Regions from separate parts of the Homo sapiens genome. Here region 1 is linked to region 2. Evidence: chromatin loops called from intact Hi-C (ENCODE). Cell type or tissue: GM12878. All regions are shown on one strand. Each heading gives the region's core, and the rest is flanking DNA. Links, peaks and the distances in the headings are about the cores only. Region 1 overlaps NMRK1 (nicotinamide riboside kinase 1). Region 2 overlaps TRPM6 (transient receptor potential cation channel subfamily M member 6).

What was found. A loop is a pair of places that touch in the nucleus more often than their neighbours do. Peaks named below come from ENCODE experiments on the same cell type or tissue, not always from the same donor. Only the 100,000 strongest peaks of a DNase experiment are listed, where the experiment ranks them.
Region 1: a loop joins it to region 2, with 3 times the contacts of the local background. A loop is called at or near these places in 1 of 110 quality-filtered maps.

What each region holds. Positions count from the first base shown.
Region 1 is chr9:75,073,718-75,082,058 of GRCh38, reverse strand. It overlaps NMRK1 (nicotinamide riboside kinase 1), which reads left to right. Exons shown (of 9, transcript NM_017881.3): 3 at 4,479-4,569; 4 at 4,852-4,900. Among named protein-coding and RNA genes, the nearest start is that of NMRK1, 10 kb to the left of the region's middle. In GM12878, for the core only: a CTCF peak has its summit at 4,709 (motif pointing right); no DNase peak of the experiment used is centred there.
Region 2 is chr9:74,843,070-74,851,410 of GRCh38, reverse strand. The region is part of intron 3 of TRPM6 (transient receptor potential cation channel subfamily M member 6); the gene reads left to right. It also overlaps the pseudogene RNY4P1. Among named protein-coding and RNA genes, the nearest start is that of TRPM6, 41 kb to the left of the region's middle. In GM12878, for the core only: no CTCF peak of the experiment used is centred there; a DNase peak (open chromatin) is centred at 3,379.

The DNA.
Region 1 (8,341 bases), core at 117-8,116, 230 kb before region 2:
GAAGGCCATCTGTAAGTAATAAAGGAAATGTATTAGCCTCAGGGGTAGCAGGCTGCGGGAAAAATTTGATACAGGAGCTCAGTGGTATCACCAAAGGCAGTTTTTCTCTCTTTTATGTGTCTTTCATTTGGGTTCATCTTAGAATTGGCTTATCCTTTTGGTCACAAAGATCTACTAGGAGCCCTGTGACTTGTTTCTTCATAGCCTGTCACTGGGCAGAAGGGGAAATGCTTCTCTTCCCCTAGGTCATAGGTCTCCCTTTGCTGGATAAGCCTGGTCCACATACACTCAGCCACCATGGTAAAAGAGGTGGGATTACACTGATTGGTTTAGGTCAGTGGGTTCTGTTCTGGAATTGAGAGTGGGAGCAGTCCCAACCGGACCTAGAAAACAGACATGGAACCTGGAGAGGCAACTACAAAGTCCACTACAGGATCCAATCCAGCCTTCATCTGGCATCTCTGTAAATAAGATTTCCCTCTTCTCAATGTCCCAATACAGGGCCGTATACCTAGAAACCTACCTTCTGTCTTGTCCTGTGTACTAGGTACTATCCATAACTCCCTAAGAAAGCCTTCTTTCCACTATCTTTTATTTAGCAAGTGCCATGATTTCTAATTTTTTTCTTTTAAGAAACAGGGTCTCACTATGTTATCCAGGTTGGTCTTGAACTCCTGACCTCAAACAATCTTCCCATCTGGGCCTCCCAAAGTGCTGGGATTACAAGGATGAGCCACTGCTCCTGGCCAAGTGCCTCAGTTTCATTTTAGTGCTGCTGCACCTGTGAAGCCCATGCCGGATTCAGTTAAGGCGACTTTTGTTCCTGCCTTGCATCTTATGAACTTAGCCACTTGCTTCCCTAGGAAGTAATTGTCCAATAAGCCTCAATCGAATAATTACTTCATAGGGAAGTAATAACTTAGTAATTATTCAATTGCAAATAACAGGGGTTCTGAAGGAATTCAGGGGGCATCCATGAACTTCCTGGAAATTTAACACAAATGTAAAGACAGTCATTTTTCTGGGTGTGTTAGTCCATTTGTCTTGCTATAAAGGAATGCCTGAAGCTTAGTAATTTATAAAGAAAAGGAGGTTTATTTGGCTCACTGTTCTGCAGGCTCTACAAGAAACATGGTGGTGATATGTGCTTCTGATGAGGGCCTCAGGAAGCTTACAGTCATGGTGGAAGATGAAGGGGATCCAGCATGTCACATGGCGGAAGAAGGAGCAAGAGAGAGTGAGAGGGAGGTTTCAGACTTTTTAAACAACCAGCTCTCACGTGAACCAACAGAGCAAAAACTCACTCATTACCATGGGGATGGCACCAAACCCTTCATGAGCGATCTGCCCTCATGAGCCAAACACCTGCCAGCAGGCCCCACCTCCAGCTTGGGGATCACATTTCTTTTTTGAGACAGAGTCTTGCTCGCCCAGGCTGGAGTGCAGTGGTGCAATCTCGGCTCACTGCAGCCTCCGCCTCCTGGGTTCAAGCGATTCTCCTGCCTCAGCCTCCCAAGTTGCTGGGACTACAGGCATGCACCACCACGCCCAGCTAATTTTTGTATTTTTAATAGAGGTGGGGTTTCACCATGTTGACCAGGCTGGTCTTGAACTCCTGACCTCAGGTGATCCACCCACCTCGACCTCCCAAAGTACTGGGATTACAGGTGTGAGTCACCGTACCCGGCCAGGGATCACATTTCAATATGAGATCTGGAGGGGACAAACATCCAAACTCAGTCACTGGGGAAAGAGATGATAACCTTCATGGGATTCTCTCAGAGTCCCACAACATAAAAAAGTTTAAATCCATCCTGGCATTAGACTTTCCCATCTCCATTACTTAACATGGACTAGTTTTATTAGTATACAACTTCTCAATCCTTAGTTTCCTCAACTGGAAAATTGGAATATTAACATCTACCTGTTGCAGAATGTATTCTCCACGTGTTTGAGTAATTACAGACAGCCTTTTAACTTCTCCCCAGCCCACTGTTATGTCCAAATACAATGAGCCCTCTTGTTACCTGGCACATAAAAAATAAATGGGCCAGGAGTTGTGCATTTATTTGGGTGTTGTGAGCAAAGAAGGGAGTGGCACCAAGTAGTCACCCTTTTTCCTTCCTCAGATCCTAGGACAGAATGCATGCTGGGCACGCTTCTCCTCAGGTTGGGTAGCACACGCAAGCTACACGTGGTGGTTGTGGGCGTGCCATAGGAAAATGTTCCTATTCCTTTCCCACATGTTTTGGGTGGCCTTCCTATTCCTTTACCCCATCCTATTCCCCCATTCCTATCCCTTTCCCCCATCCTATTCCCTTCCCCAAGGAAGGTTCCTATTCCTTTCCGCCATGTTTTGGGTGGCCTGAGCTGTCACCTGACCAGGATGTCTGCAGTCTGAGTGTGGATCTTAGGTGCAGGCTTGTTTAAATACTTTTTCTCCCCTCTCCTCTCCATATCTCAGACTGTCTTCTAGCCGATCTGTCTCCTCCAAGGCTTGTGCAAAAATGGGGTGTGTATTTCTCATTAGCTTTAGCTAAGTCAGTGAGAAAGGATCTAATTACTACTGTTGGTTTGACTGCGTGATCTTAACAGAGATAAGTCTAAAAAATGACAGATTTTTCTAGCCAGATTGTTCATATTGTAATAAAGTCACCCCTGTTCACTATCTCATTTAAACCAAAACTTAATACCTAAACTATGGACATTTGGTATGGTTTACAGACATTTTTGTTAAAGAAGGGGAAAAGTCATAATATGTTCTTGATACATAGGGTAGCACCCACTCACTTTTCATCGTTTTCAAAGAGATGGCCCATATCCTACCCAATTGTATATCGTAAGGTTACATGAGAAATCTTGTGAATCAGGTTCCTTCTACCTTGAGGTATAAGGTAGTAATTGAGTTATATACAAGCCATTTTGATGAATGGATATTAGTTCATTTTCCCTTTTCTAGATTATAAGTATTTGTGGATTGATCTCATCTGGGATTAAGCAAAGTTTCTTACAAATAGATGTGTAGTCAGGAGGTTTTTGTGCTGTGAACATTTTGGTGGTATGGTGAAATCTTGACCTCAGAGTAATAGTTTTAAGTGTACAAAATAAAATGCAGGAATACAAAAGAAATTGGTTATATTGAAATATAGTTATAAAAATATTTTTAAAAACAAATTTGTGATATTGTGATATATACTCTTCTATGTTAATATATTAAATAACAATAGCCAGAAGTGGGTCTAAACAATGCCATAAATCAGAAACAATAATGAACATCGATGATACTTCAAGATATCCACCCCAACTGCAACATAATATGAAAACATCTGTGATTTCTCTTGGTGAATGTCAGAGGTACTTATATCACTTACATTTATAATTAAAGGAGATGCTAAATTTCTGTCAGAATTCAATGAAAATAAAGGTATAATTTTTTTCTCATTCAAGTTCACAGATGCCCTGACTTATGTTCACAGACATGAGCCCCAGGTTAAAACACGCTTTCAATAAATGACTGAATCGAGAAGTGCCTCCCTCCCGTGTGATCTCCTCGATGCTGCAAAACTAGATCTAAAGAGGAGTAACTCAGTGCCCCTTCTCCTGGACTTCACAGTCCGGTCAGAAGAGACAAATAACTGGCCTGTTGTGATAAGCTACAGCAGACCTCCCAGCTGGCCCCCAGGTGGAGAGAGATGGGGAAAAGGAGGCATCGCAGAGGAAATGTGATTTCATGGTAGGTGGGCTTGTAATAAGCCACTCCTCTGTTTTTTCCACTGTGCCTTGAGGCAAAATCACAGTGACCATATGCAGTTTTATACACTTGCACTAAAATGTGCTACTCATATTCTCTGTGTTGCATATGAACCATGTGAATATTTTGACATAGGCAAAAAAAATTTTGCTTCCAACACAGTGTCTGTATTTTTAAGTGTTAGTGTTACTCAGTTCCCTTACTTGGTAGTTACCTTTCTCCTTCATCTTTCCCAGCTTATTTCTTATTATTAAGTACATCAGATCTACCAGTGCCTGTGGTTTAAGGCACTATCTATGAAAGAAATCATTTTTTTCTTAAATAGTAAATATTGCTTTAAATACCCTCTTAAAAAATTATTTTAAAGTGTTTAATTTTGGGCCAGGCCTGGTGGCTCACGTCCAAGCACTTTGGGAGGCCAAGGCAGGTGGATCATCTGAGGTCAGGAGTTTCAGACCAGCCTGTCTAACATGGCGAAACCCCATCTCTACTAAAAATACAGAAATTAGCCGGGCATGGTGGCGGGCACCTGTAATCCCAGCTCCTCGGGAGGCTGAGGCAGGAGAATCACTTGAACCCATGAATCGGAGGTTGCAGTGAGCCAAGATTGCACCACTGCACTCCAGCCTTGGTGACACAGCGAGACCCTGTCTCTCAAAAAAAAAAAAGTGTTTAATGATTTTTAATGCATTTTCCTTCTTGGTACTTTCTTTTTTCTTTGCTTCAGTGTGACAAACAGTGGCAAAACAACACTGGCTAAGAATTTGCAGAAACACCTCCCAAATTGCAGTGTCATATCTCAGGATGATTTCTTCAAGGTATCTATAAAACTTCTTAAATTATTTATTTAATACAAAAATGTTTAACCACCACGTTAATTGAATTACATCCAAGAAGTCTTTGGCTAGAGATTTACGTTTTGTATTGAAATTAGGCTCAGTGCAATGGTGTTACTTATCCACTAGATGGCACTGTCTATCAGTGCTGATCTTTCTTTGATCATCCAAAGCATTTATTAAAGACTTCTCTCCTTTTTAGTCTATAATTGTATTATTTCTTTCCTACACACTGTTTTGATGGGTACTTTATTATTTTTCCAGCCAGAGTCTGAGATAGAGACAGATAAAAATGGATTTTTGCAGTACGATGGTAAGTAGATTTACTTGTCAAATATTATATGCTTATGTTCATTTTCTTTTTCAAACCCAAAGAACTTCACTATGTTGAAGTTGATGGTTCTGTGGAACAAAAATTTAAAAAAAGAACTTCACTATATCTGTGAAGGCAGTCTTAAAATGTGTTTAAATATATTGTTGTACTTTAAGCCTGCATTTGTAGGTTTCTGATTTATGTTGAACTATTTAAATAAGTTAAAACCTTTTTCCAGTTTTATATTTAAAACTGAAAACACTGGGGCCAGGCTTGGAGGCTTACACCTGTAATGCCAGCACTTTTGGAAGGCCGAGGCAGGCAGATCACTTAAGCTCAGGAGTTTCAGACCAGCCTGAGCAACATAGGGAGATTCCATCTCTACCCAAAAAAATACAAAAATTAGCCAGGTGTGGTGGTGCATGCCTGTAGTCACAGCTCCTTTGGAGGCTAAGGTGGGAGGATCACTTTGCCCAGGACACTGAGTCTGCAGTGAACCGAGATCGCACCACTGTACTCCACCCTGGGTGACAGAGTGAGACCCTGTCTCAAAAATATATATTTTTTAAAATGAAATAATAAAACTGAAAACACTGAAATGATAGATTTTTCTTCTTTTTCATTGAGGTAAAATATGCCTATATAATTTACTATCTTTACCAATCTTAAGTGTACAGTTCATTTGTAATAAATACTTTTTTTTCTCCCTTCATTCCCCCCCACCTGCCTCCCCTTCCGGGTCTCTGGTAACCACCAGTCTACTCTCTATCTTCATGAAATCCACTTGTTTTAGCTCCCACATATGCATGAGGACATGGGATATTTGTCTTTCTATGCCTGACTTATTTCATTTAACATAATGGCCTCCCGTTCCATCCATGTTGCTGCAAATGACAGGACTTCATTCTTTTTAAGGCTGCATGATATTCCATTACATATACACACCATACTTTCTTTGTTCATTTATTCATCGATGGGTATTTAGGTTCATTTCATATTCTGGCTATTTGTGAATAGTGCTGCAATAAACATGGGAGTGCAGCTATTTCTTGGATATATTGATTTCTTTTATTTTGGATATATACCTGGTAATAGAATTGCTGGATCATGAGGTAGTTCTATTTTTAATTTTTTGAGGAATCTCTGTACTTCTCCATAGTGGCTGTACTAATTTACATTCCTTCCAATAGTATATGATGGTTCCCCTTTCTCCACATGGAATCACAGGGTTTTCTTCTGAAGCAAGTTAGGCTTGCTGTCCCTCTGCCCATTCCTGTTCTGAAGATGTATAAGTAGCTACATTGGCCACCCTCAACCACCCATGAGAGAATTTTGCCTGGAGCAAACTATATTCTCTCATTCTTTCAGCTTTCCTTCTTGGTGGCCAAAGTACTAGGCCACTGTGGTTTGGTTTTGTTTTTTTCTCTGTTCAGAAAGGTTTGTGAATATATTTTAGATGGATTCTCCTCATTCCTTACTCCAAGCTCACAGTTTTGAAGCCAAAGGATTACAGCCTATCATAAAACATTTTTTGTAGAGAATATCATGCTAATAGGCAGTTTAATATTTGATTATCTTATTAACTTTTATAATTAAAAAGATGATCATTGAATACTTACACAAACTAGTGACAGAGGGAGCTCTCTTTAAAAAGTCATAATGTTCTCTATTTTTAACTGATAACCTTTTAGGAAAAGTGTTATCAATCAGTTCTTACAGACACATAATAGTTTTATGAGAGGCAAAATTCTTGACTCACTCTCTGTTCTTGCATCTTGAGTTGCAGCCAGGATCATTTTTTTTTTCTTCTCTTCCTCTCGTCCAGAGGTTAGTGAGAAAAATCATTACAAAGTAAGGGTGAAAAACAAGGAAAAACAGTTTTCAACAATTGGAAAAGAATTACTATTTCTAATTTTTAATGAATTCTTACAAACTGATAAGAAAAACTAATATCCCAGTAGGAAAAGGGCCTAAGGATGTGAATAAGCTCTTCATAGAAGCAGTCAGTTATTGGATTAATAAATGTACAATAAAAGTCAACCTTAAAGAACTGCAAGTTACTTTTTTTCCCACTTACCAAGTAAACGAAGATGTTTAAAGCAATGATAATTAGCCAGTGATAGCATGGGCTCAGTAAAACAAAGGCCCTAATATACTTTAGATGGAAGTATATAGATAAATTGGTACAGTCTTTCTGGAAAGGAGGTTGAGCATGTGTCCCAAACTTAGCATGTTCATGCCATGACTTCAAGCATCTCACATCAGGAATCTATCTTAAGGAAAAACTTGAACATTTTAGGTAAATGTACAAATTTAAGGTAAATCAAAGTACTAGTCAAGGCTTTCTGAGCACAAACAGGATAGTTTTAAAATGTGGAACTACCAAGTTTGTAGAGGAAATAATTCATTTTCAATGGAATATAGTTGATTAATATGAAAGAAGTCAAAACAAAAATTAAAAATCAAGGGATGGCCGGGTGTGGTGGCTCACACCTGTAAGCCCAGCTCTTTGGGAGGCCAAGGTGGGTAGATTACTTGAGTCCAAGGGGTTCAAGACCAGCCTGAGCAACATGGCAAAACCCTGTCTCTACAAAAAATACAAAAATTAGCCAGGTGTGGTGGTGCGCACCTGTGGTCCCAGCTACCAAGGAGACTGAGGCGAGAGGCTCACTTGAGCCCGGGAGGCAAAGGCTATAGTGAGCCGAGATATGCCACTGCACTCCAGCTTAGGTGACAGAGTGAGACTGTCTCAAAAAAATAAATAAATAAATCAAAAGATGGTGGAAAAATAGAAAATAATAGTAAGATGATAGATTTAAGCCCAAATATACCAGTAGCCACATTAAGTGAAAGGAACTAAAATACTCCAAAAATTGTCAGACTGGTATTTTTTTTTTTAAGCCAACAATAAGCTCCTTAAAAGAGAAAGACTTAATGGCCAGGTGCGGTAACTCACGCCTATAGTCCCAGCTACTCAGGAAGCCGAAGCGGGAGAATCACTTGAACCTGGGAGGCTGAGGTTGCAGTGAGCCAAGGTTGTGCCACTGCACTCCAGTCTGGGCAACAGAGCGAGACTCTGTCTCAAAAAAGAAAAAAAAGAAAAAGGATATGTATAAGGACATAGAAATATAGGCCGTAAAAGGCTAGAAAAAGATCCATGATGGAAACACCTACTGAAAGAACTGTTATAACTCTAGCAACTATACTAATACCAAACGAAGTAAACTTTAAGGCTGAGTATTACTGAGAGAGAGAGAAATGAGTTACTTCGACAGGAAGATAAAACAACCTAAAATTTTTATCTACCTAATACCATAACATTAAAATGCATTAAGTAAACACTGACAGAGCTAAGAGGAGAGAAAGACACAAATCCACAATCGGTGTGGGAGTTTTTTGTTTGTTTGTTTATTTTTTATTGAGATGGAGTCTCACTCTGTC
Region 2 (8,341 bases), core at 26-8,025:
ATTTTGATTTTTTTTTCTTTTTAAATTTATTTTATTCTTTGTTTCTAACATGGCTGTGAAATGCTCTGAGTGATGGGTATTTTACTGAATTTATAAAACAATTTGAGAGGGAATTGACATTTTTTTTAACCCCCCTCCTGGAATTGACATTTATATAAAGTGAGCTTTTAGTACTTGTTAGTGATATGTTCTTTGAGACTTCAAAAGTTGTAATTAAAGAGACAAACATGAATATATATTTTTTAATTTTGGAGGTCTGTTTCTTCTATGGGACCTTGCTACAATTTAATGAACTAGAAAAAAAAAGAATAAAATGTCAACTCAAATCAAATAGATAATCAGAATAGAAATATACTTAAGCTGAACGTTGGTTTGCACTAAAGAACTGCCTTATAAAAGCATAATGAGTTATCTCTCCAGATGAGGTTACCTCAATTTATGTTTTGTGTAGAAAAAGCCAGGCAGATGAATCATTATTTGTCTTGTGTTTGAATAGATGCTGCTTCATTTTGAAGGGTGACCCTTGTTCCAAAAGATGATCAGATGACACCATTCTAACTAGTAGATCCTGATTATGTATATTCGGTACATTTGGGATTACTGTGCCTCCCTTTACATTAAGAACCTTTCCATATGGAACCCCAATATTCTTACTTTGCCTTTTTTTTGTTTGTTTTTTTGTTTTTTTTTGAGACGAAGTTTTGCTCTTGTTACCCAGGGTGAAGTGCAATGGTGTGATCTCGGCTCACAGTAACCTCTGCCTTCTAGGTTCAAGCAATTCTCCTTCCTCAGCCTCCCGAGAAGCTGGGATTACAGGCACTTGCCACCACACCTGGATAATTTTTGTATTTTTAGTGGAGACAGGGTTTCACCATGTTGGCCAGGCTGGTCTTGAACTCCCGACCTCATGTGATCCACCCACCTCAGCCTCCCAAAGTGGTGGGAATACAGGCGTGAGCCACCGCGCCCGGCCTTACGTTGGTTTTTACATACACAGAAGTTTTCATCACCTGCGCTTGTTCTGGTTATCTTTTTTTTTGAGACAGAGTCTCCCTCTGTCGCCCAGGCTGGAGCGCAATGGCCCAATCTCGCCTCACTATAACTTCCACTTCCCGGGTTCAAGCGATTCTCGTGCTTCAGCCTCCTGAGTAACTGAGATTACAGGCACGTGCCACCACGCTCAGCTGATTTTTGTATTTTTAGTAGAGATGGGGTTTTACCATGTTGGCCAGGCTGGTCTTGAATGCCTGACCTCAAGTGATCCGCCCGCCTTGGCCTCCCAAAGTGCTGGCATTACAGGCGTGAGCCACTGCGCCCAGCCCTGTTCTAGTTCTCTGAAGAGATTGTAAGTTGTAGACACTTCTGTTTCCCCTGTAACTTCTCACCATGTGCTACTTCATATGCTGCTCAATACAGCAGATGCACAATAAGTATCCTTAGCCCACTGATCACCTCTTTCAGAGCAGGGTCCTGCAACACTGAGCATTGCTACAGGTTCTCAGTTACACAATGAAAGGAAATGGAAGGCATTAGAGACCACCTTGTCCAACCAATCCTTACATTACTGCAGTTGAAGAAATAGAGGCTTTGGGAGAGTAGAGATTTGCATGACGTTGGCCATCTCCTGGTCCAGTGCTTTTGCTCCAGGACACATCGCTTCCTAGATGCTTCCTGTTTATGGCCTAGGCTGCCTGCACTTCAGCTCTTGTTTTTGGTTCCCCTGCTTGTCAGGTACAATCCACTGTTCTATAGCCAGGATTTTAGTCACCTAGAGCTACCATAACAAAATACCACAAACTGGGTGGCTTAAACAACAGAAATGAACTTTTCACAGTTCTGGAGGTCAGAAATCCAAGACCAAGTTGTTTGCAGGGTTGGTTTCTCTTGTGATCTCTCCTTGGCTTGCAGATGGCCACCTTCTTATTGTGTCTTCAGATGGTTTTTCTCTGTGTGCACACATCCTGGGGATCTCTCCTTCTTCTAAGGACATCATTTCTATCAAATTAATCCTTCATCCTTATGACTTAATTTAACTTAACTTTTTTTTTTTTTTTTTTTTGAGATGAAGTTTCACTCTTATTTCCCAGGCTGGAGTGCAATGGTGCAATCTCAGTTCACTGCAACCTCCGCCTCCTGGGTTCAAGCGATTCTCCTGTGTTAGCCTCCCGAGTAGCTGGGATTACAGGCACCTGCCACCACACCTGGCTAATTTTTTGTATTTTTAGTAGAGATGAGGTTTCGCCATGTTGGCCAGGTTGGTCTCGAACTCCTGACCTCAGGTGATCTGCCCACCTCGGCCTCCCGAAGTGCTGGGATGAAAGGCGTGAGACACCGTGCCCTGCTGAATTTAACTAAACTTTAAGGAGGTAATTAATGCAGTCACATTAGGGGTCAGAGCTTCAGCATATGAATTTTGTCAGAAAACAATTCAGTCCATAACAGCTAGCCACATTTCTCCACCATGTACTCAAATGTATTTGTCTCTATTGTCTCTTTGGAACATTTTGGAAATTGAGCTCTGGCCCTGTCTAGATTTCTTTACGTTTTTTTCTTCTCACTGTATGTATTTGTCATCAGATAAGCAGATATATAGAAGTTAAATATAACATTTACTAATGTATACTGCACCTTACGTAGTCCATGGAATTAATTGTGCATCAGAATATAGACACAGAAATTTAGAATGAAAAGCTGTCAAGAAGAATATTGACTCTTTCAGGCGGGGCATTGCAGGCATTACTATCTAGCTGGAGGCAGGGCAGTTGAGGAAAACTGTGGACCAGGATGCAATTTTTAATTAAAGAAGGTTTAGAAATTTGGAAGGAGTAGTCCCACCTTTTCTGCCATTTTACCTTCCATTGTTTCAGTTTCTCATGGGCCAAAAAGATTAAATAGAAAATCCCAGAAAAAAAGCAATTTATGGGTTTAAAATTGCGTGCCATTCAGAGTGGCATGATAAAATCTCTTGCCATTTGCTTTGTCCAACCTAGGACACGAATCATTCCTTTGTCCAGCCTAGCCATGCTACAGACGCTCCCCACCCGTTAGTGGCTTAGTAGCTGTCAGGGTTATCTGATTGACTGTCTTGGTATTGCAGTACTTGAATCCAAGTAACCCTTCATAATGGCTCCAAAGTGCAAGAGTAGTGATGCAGGCAATTTGGACATGCCAAAGAGCCATAAAGTGCTTTCTTTAAGTGAAAAGGTGAAAGTTCTCAGCTTAATAAGCTAAGAATAAAAGTTAGCTGAGGTTGCTAAGATCTGTGGTACAAATCCATCTTCTATCCATGAAATTGCGAAGAAAGAAAAAGAAATTCATGCCAGTTTTACTGCTGTACCTTCAGTTGCAAAATTATGGCCACAGGGCCATAATTTTGATAAATGCTTAGTTAAAATGAAACAGTCGTTGCATTTGTGGGTGGAAGACATGAACAGAAACCTGTTCTGATTGACAGCAATTAGGTTTGGTACTATCTGCGGTTTTGGGCACCCGCTGGAGGTCTTGGAACATATGCCCTGAAGGTAAGGGAGAACTACTGCTACATATATATTTTTTCTTGAGACGGGCTTCATAACTTCATTATTTATCTATTTTTCAGAATTCCTGAGTGTAGGCTTCATAACTTTAATCAGAGACACAAAGTTACTTATGGGTCTTAAAATCAAGAATGACAATGGTTTAGAGTATACTTTGTCTTTGACTATATATGACTATATATATATGACTTTGACTATATATGACTATATATATGACTATATATATGACTGTATATGACTATACATATGACTATATATATGACTATATATATATTAAAGCCAGTCAAATTTAGCAGTGGGGGGTTGTATACCAACTTTAGTGACACTAATGTTAGTAAGTTCTGATAACCTACTACCATCAGAGCAGCCTGCCTTTGACAATATTGAATGCAAATTAACATCTTAAAATAATGATTAAAAATCCCAGCACTTTGGGAGACTGAGGGAGAAGGATTGTTGGAGCCCAGGAGTTCAAGATCAGCTTGGGCAACATGGCAAAACCCCAAATTAGCCGGACGTGATAGTCGTTGCCTGTAATTCCAGCTGCATGGGAGGCTGAGGTGGGAGAATTGATTGAGCACGGGAAGTTGAGGCTGCAGTGAGCCATGGTCACACCACTGCACTCCAGCCTGGGTGACAGAGTAAGACCTTATCTCAAACTAAACAGTGAAAATTTTAAAAAGTGAGAATGTTATAATAATTTAAAAAAATTTTTTTACAAAGGAAATGTGTCCTTGCTAGTACTTGACATTGTCAGCCATTTTCAGTTAAAACTTGATGGTGTGTGAATAGCAGCACCTAATTGTGAAAAGACCATTGTTGGCTTGCAGAACACCTCGTCTGTGTACTCAAGGTAGCAAAGGAATAATGTCATGGTGGATTAGTGCATGGAGCCATGTGTGGTTTGTAGACTCATAGGACTGATGACTAGGCTTTTTGGAACGTGTAAACAAACCCAAGTCTGAAGATTTTAATAGATGAAGATAATTTCTTAAAAGTGTGCTTTTTAGAAAAATATTGTAAAATAGCCGGGAGCAGTGGCTCACGACTGTAATCCCAGCACGTTGGAAGGCCGAAGTGGGTGGATCACCTGAGGTCAGCAGTTCAAGGCCAGCCTGGGCAACATGGTGAAACCCTGTCTCTACTAAAAATACAAACAAGTTATCCAGGCGTGGTGACACACCCCTGTAATCCCAGCTACTTGGGAGGCTGAGGCAGGAGAATTGCTTGAATCCAGGAGGTGGAGGTGGCAGTGAGCAGAGATCATGTCACACTGCATTCCAGCCTGGGCAACAGAGAGAGAGACTCTGTTTCACAAAAAAAAGAAAAAAAATTCTAAAATATCGATAAGAAAAATGTTTTCAGTTTTTAAAGTTCCTGCTATACCTATCTAATTCTCATATAAAATGTGTCACTGAAGTTCATACCAGAAAACAATATAATTGTTTTAAATGAGAATTAGGTATAGCAAGAACTTTAAAATAATATGATAGGGCCGTTCTTGCAAAGGAGGTACATAAATGTAGAAATATGAATTTCCCTTTAAGAAGAGAATGAGCTTTAATTATAGGGAAAAAAAAGAAGCAAACAATTTGCGCCTTAAATGTCTGTTCATGTACTGGGCCATAAATTGACTTGTTTGTATTGACAAGAAATCTAAAGAAAACAGAAATTTAATATCTAGGCAGCTAAGCAGAATCAACTTACCTGATCAACTTATCTGTTGATTAATCAAGGTTAGGTGAAAGTCACAGTAGGAACTGTACTCAATTATTTATAATAAATGACAAATTTTCTCTGCTTCTTGATATTCATTTTGAAGAGATAAGAACTCTCTTGATGTCAAATTGATTTCCTAGGGAGGATATTTTTGTTTATTTTTTACGTAAATTTTTTTTAAATCATCCATCCCAAAATGTCAGAGAGGCTCTTATTACTCATCTAAATTATAACTCTTTCCCTCTACATTTGTATTTTTGTTAGTTTTATTCAACATGTTGTAGATAATGCATAAAATGATAAATTATTCTTACTTTTCGTTTTGTTTTGAGACAGAGTTTTGCTTTGTTGCCCAGGCTGGAGTGCAGTGATGTAATTTCGGCTCACTGCAGCCTCTGCCTCCCAGGCTCAAGTGATTTTCCTGCCTCCCTAGTAGCTGAGATTACAGACTTGCTCCACCACACAGGGCTAATTTTTTATATTTTTTTGTAGAGACAGGGTTTTGCTATGTTGCCCAGGCTGGTCATGAACTCTTGGCCTCAAGCGATTCTCCCACCTCACCCTCCCAATGTGCTGGAATTACGGGCGTGAGCCACTACCCTTGGCCTGTTTATCTTTTTGTGATTGGCTTCTTTTAATTAGCATAATGTCTTCAATGTTTTTCCATGTTATAGCATATGTCAGAATTTTCTTCCTTTTTAAGGCTGAATCATATACCATGGTATTTATATACCACATTTTGTTTGTCCACTTCTCCACGATGGACATTTGGGTTGCTTCCACTTTGTGGATATTCAGAATAATGCTGCTATGAACATGAGTATGCAAGAGATTTTTAGTACAGGCATACCTCATGTATGTTACTTTATTGTGCTTTACTGATATTGCATTTTTTATAATGTGGAGGTTTGTGGGAACCTTGCATTAAGCAAGTCTGTCAGTGCCATTTTTCCAGTGGCACATGTTCATTTCTTGTCTCTGCATCACATTTTAATAATTCTCGCAATATTTCAAACTTTTTTATTTTATCATTATTGTATCTGTTATGACAATCTTTAATCGGCGATCTTTGATGTCACTATTGTAATTGTTTTGGAGTGTCATGAACTGCACCCATATAAGATGGGGCAAACCAATTAGATAAATGTTATATATGTTCTGACTATTCCACTGACCGATCCTGTCTCTCTCCCTCTACCTTGAGATGCCACAGTGTTGAAATTAGGCCAATTAATAATCCTATAATGGCCACTTAGTGAAACAAAATGAAATAAAGAGTCTTGCATATCTCAGTTTAAATCAAAAGCTAGAAATAATTAAGCTTAGTGAGGAAGGCATGTTGAAAGCTGAGATAGGTTGAAAGCTAGGCCTCTTGTGCCAAACAGTTAGCCAAGTTGTGAATGCAAAGGAAAGGTGCTTGATGGAAATTATAAGTGCTACTCCAGTGAACACACAAATGATAAAAAAAGAAACAACTTTATTGCTGATATGAAGAAAGTTTGAGTGGTCTGGATGGAAGATCAAACCAGCCACAGCATTCCCCTAAATGAAAGACTAATCCAGAATAAGGTCCTAACTCTTTTCAATTCTATGAAGTCTGAGAGAGGTGAGAAAGCTTCAAAAGAAAAGTTTGAACCTAGCAGATGTTGGTTCATGAGGTTTAAAGAAAGAAGCAGTCTCTGTAATATAAAAGTTCAGGGTGAAGCAATAAATGCTAACAGAGGAGCTGCAGCAAGTTATTTAGAAGATCTAGCTAAGATTATTGATGAGGTACCTACACTAAACAAAGATTTTCAATGTAGACCAACAGCCTTATGTTGGAAGAAGATGCCATCTGAGACTTTCATAGCTAGAGAGAAGTCAATGTCTGGCTTCAAAACTTCAAAGGACAGGCTGACTCTCTTGTTAGGAGACAATTGGAGGTTTGTGGGAACCTTGGATCGAGCAAGTCTATCAGTATCTGTGCTGGTGACTTTGTGTTAAAGCCAGCCCTCATTTACCATGCCAAAATTTTAGGTCCCTTAATAATTATGCTAAATGTACTCCACTTGTGCTCTATAAATAGAACAACAAAGCCTGAATCTCAGTACATTTGTCTTTAGTATGGTTTACTGAATATTTTAAGCCCACTGTTGAGATCTACTGCTTTAAAAAAGAAAGATTCCTTTAAACATATTTCTGCTCATTGACCACACACCTGGTCACCCAAGAGCTCTTATGGAAATATTACAAGGAGATGAATGTTGTTTTCATGCCTGCTAACACAACATCCATTCTGCAGCCCCAGCCCATGGATCAAGAAATAACTTTAAATTTCAACTCTTTTTTTTTTTTTTTTTTTGAGATGGAGTCTTGCTTTGTCGCCCAGGCTGAAGTGCAGTGGCACTATCTCGGCTCACTGCAAGCTCCACCTCCTGGGTTCATGCCATTTTCCCGTCTCAGCCTCCCAAGTAGCTGGGATTACAGGCGCCTGCCACCATGCCCGGCTAATTTTTTTTTTTTGTATTTTTTAGTAGAGACGGGGTTTCACCACGTTAGCCAGGATGGTCTCGATCTCCTGACCTCATGATCCACCCGCCTCGGCCTCCCAAAGTGCTGGGATTACAGGCGTGAGCCACCGCACCTGGCCTTCAACTCTTATTATTTAAGGAATACATTTGGTATGACTTTAGCTGCTGTAGGTAGTGATTCCTCTGATGGATCTGGACAAAGTAAACTGAAAACTTTCTGGAAAGGATTCACCATTCTAGATGCCATTAAGAACATTCGTGATTCATGGGAGGAGGTCAAAATGCAACATTAATGAGAGTTTTAGAGATGCTGATCCCAACTTTCATGGATGACTTTGAGGGGTTCAAGACTTCAGTGGAGGAAGTCACTGTAGAAGGTGCTGGAAATAGCAAGACATCTACGATTAAAACTGGAGCTTGAAGGGTGTGACTGAATCTCATTAAAAAACTTGATTAGATGAGGAGGTGCTTCTTATGGATGAATAAAGAAAATGGTTCATTGAAATGGAATCTACTGGTGAAGATAGACCATTGTAGAAACGACAACAAAGGATTTAGAATATGACATAAACCTAG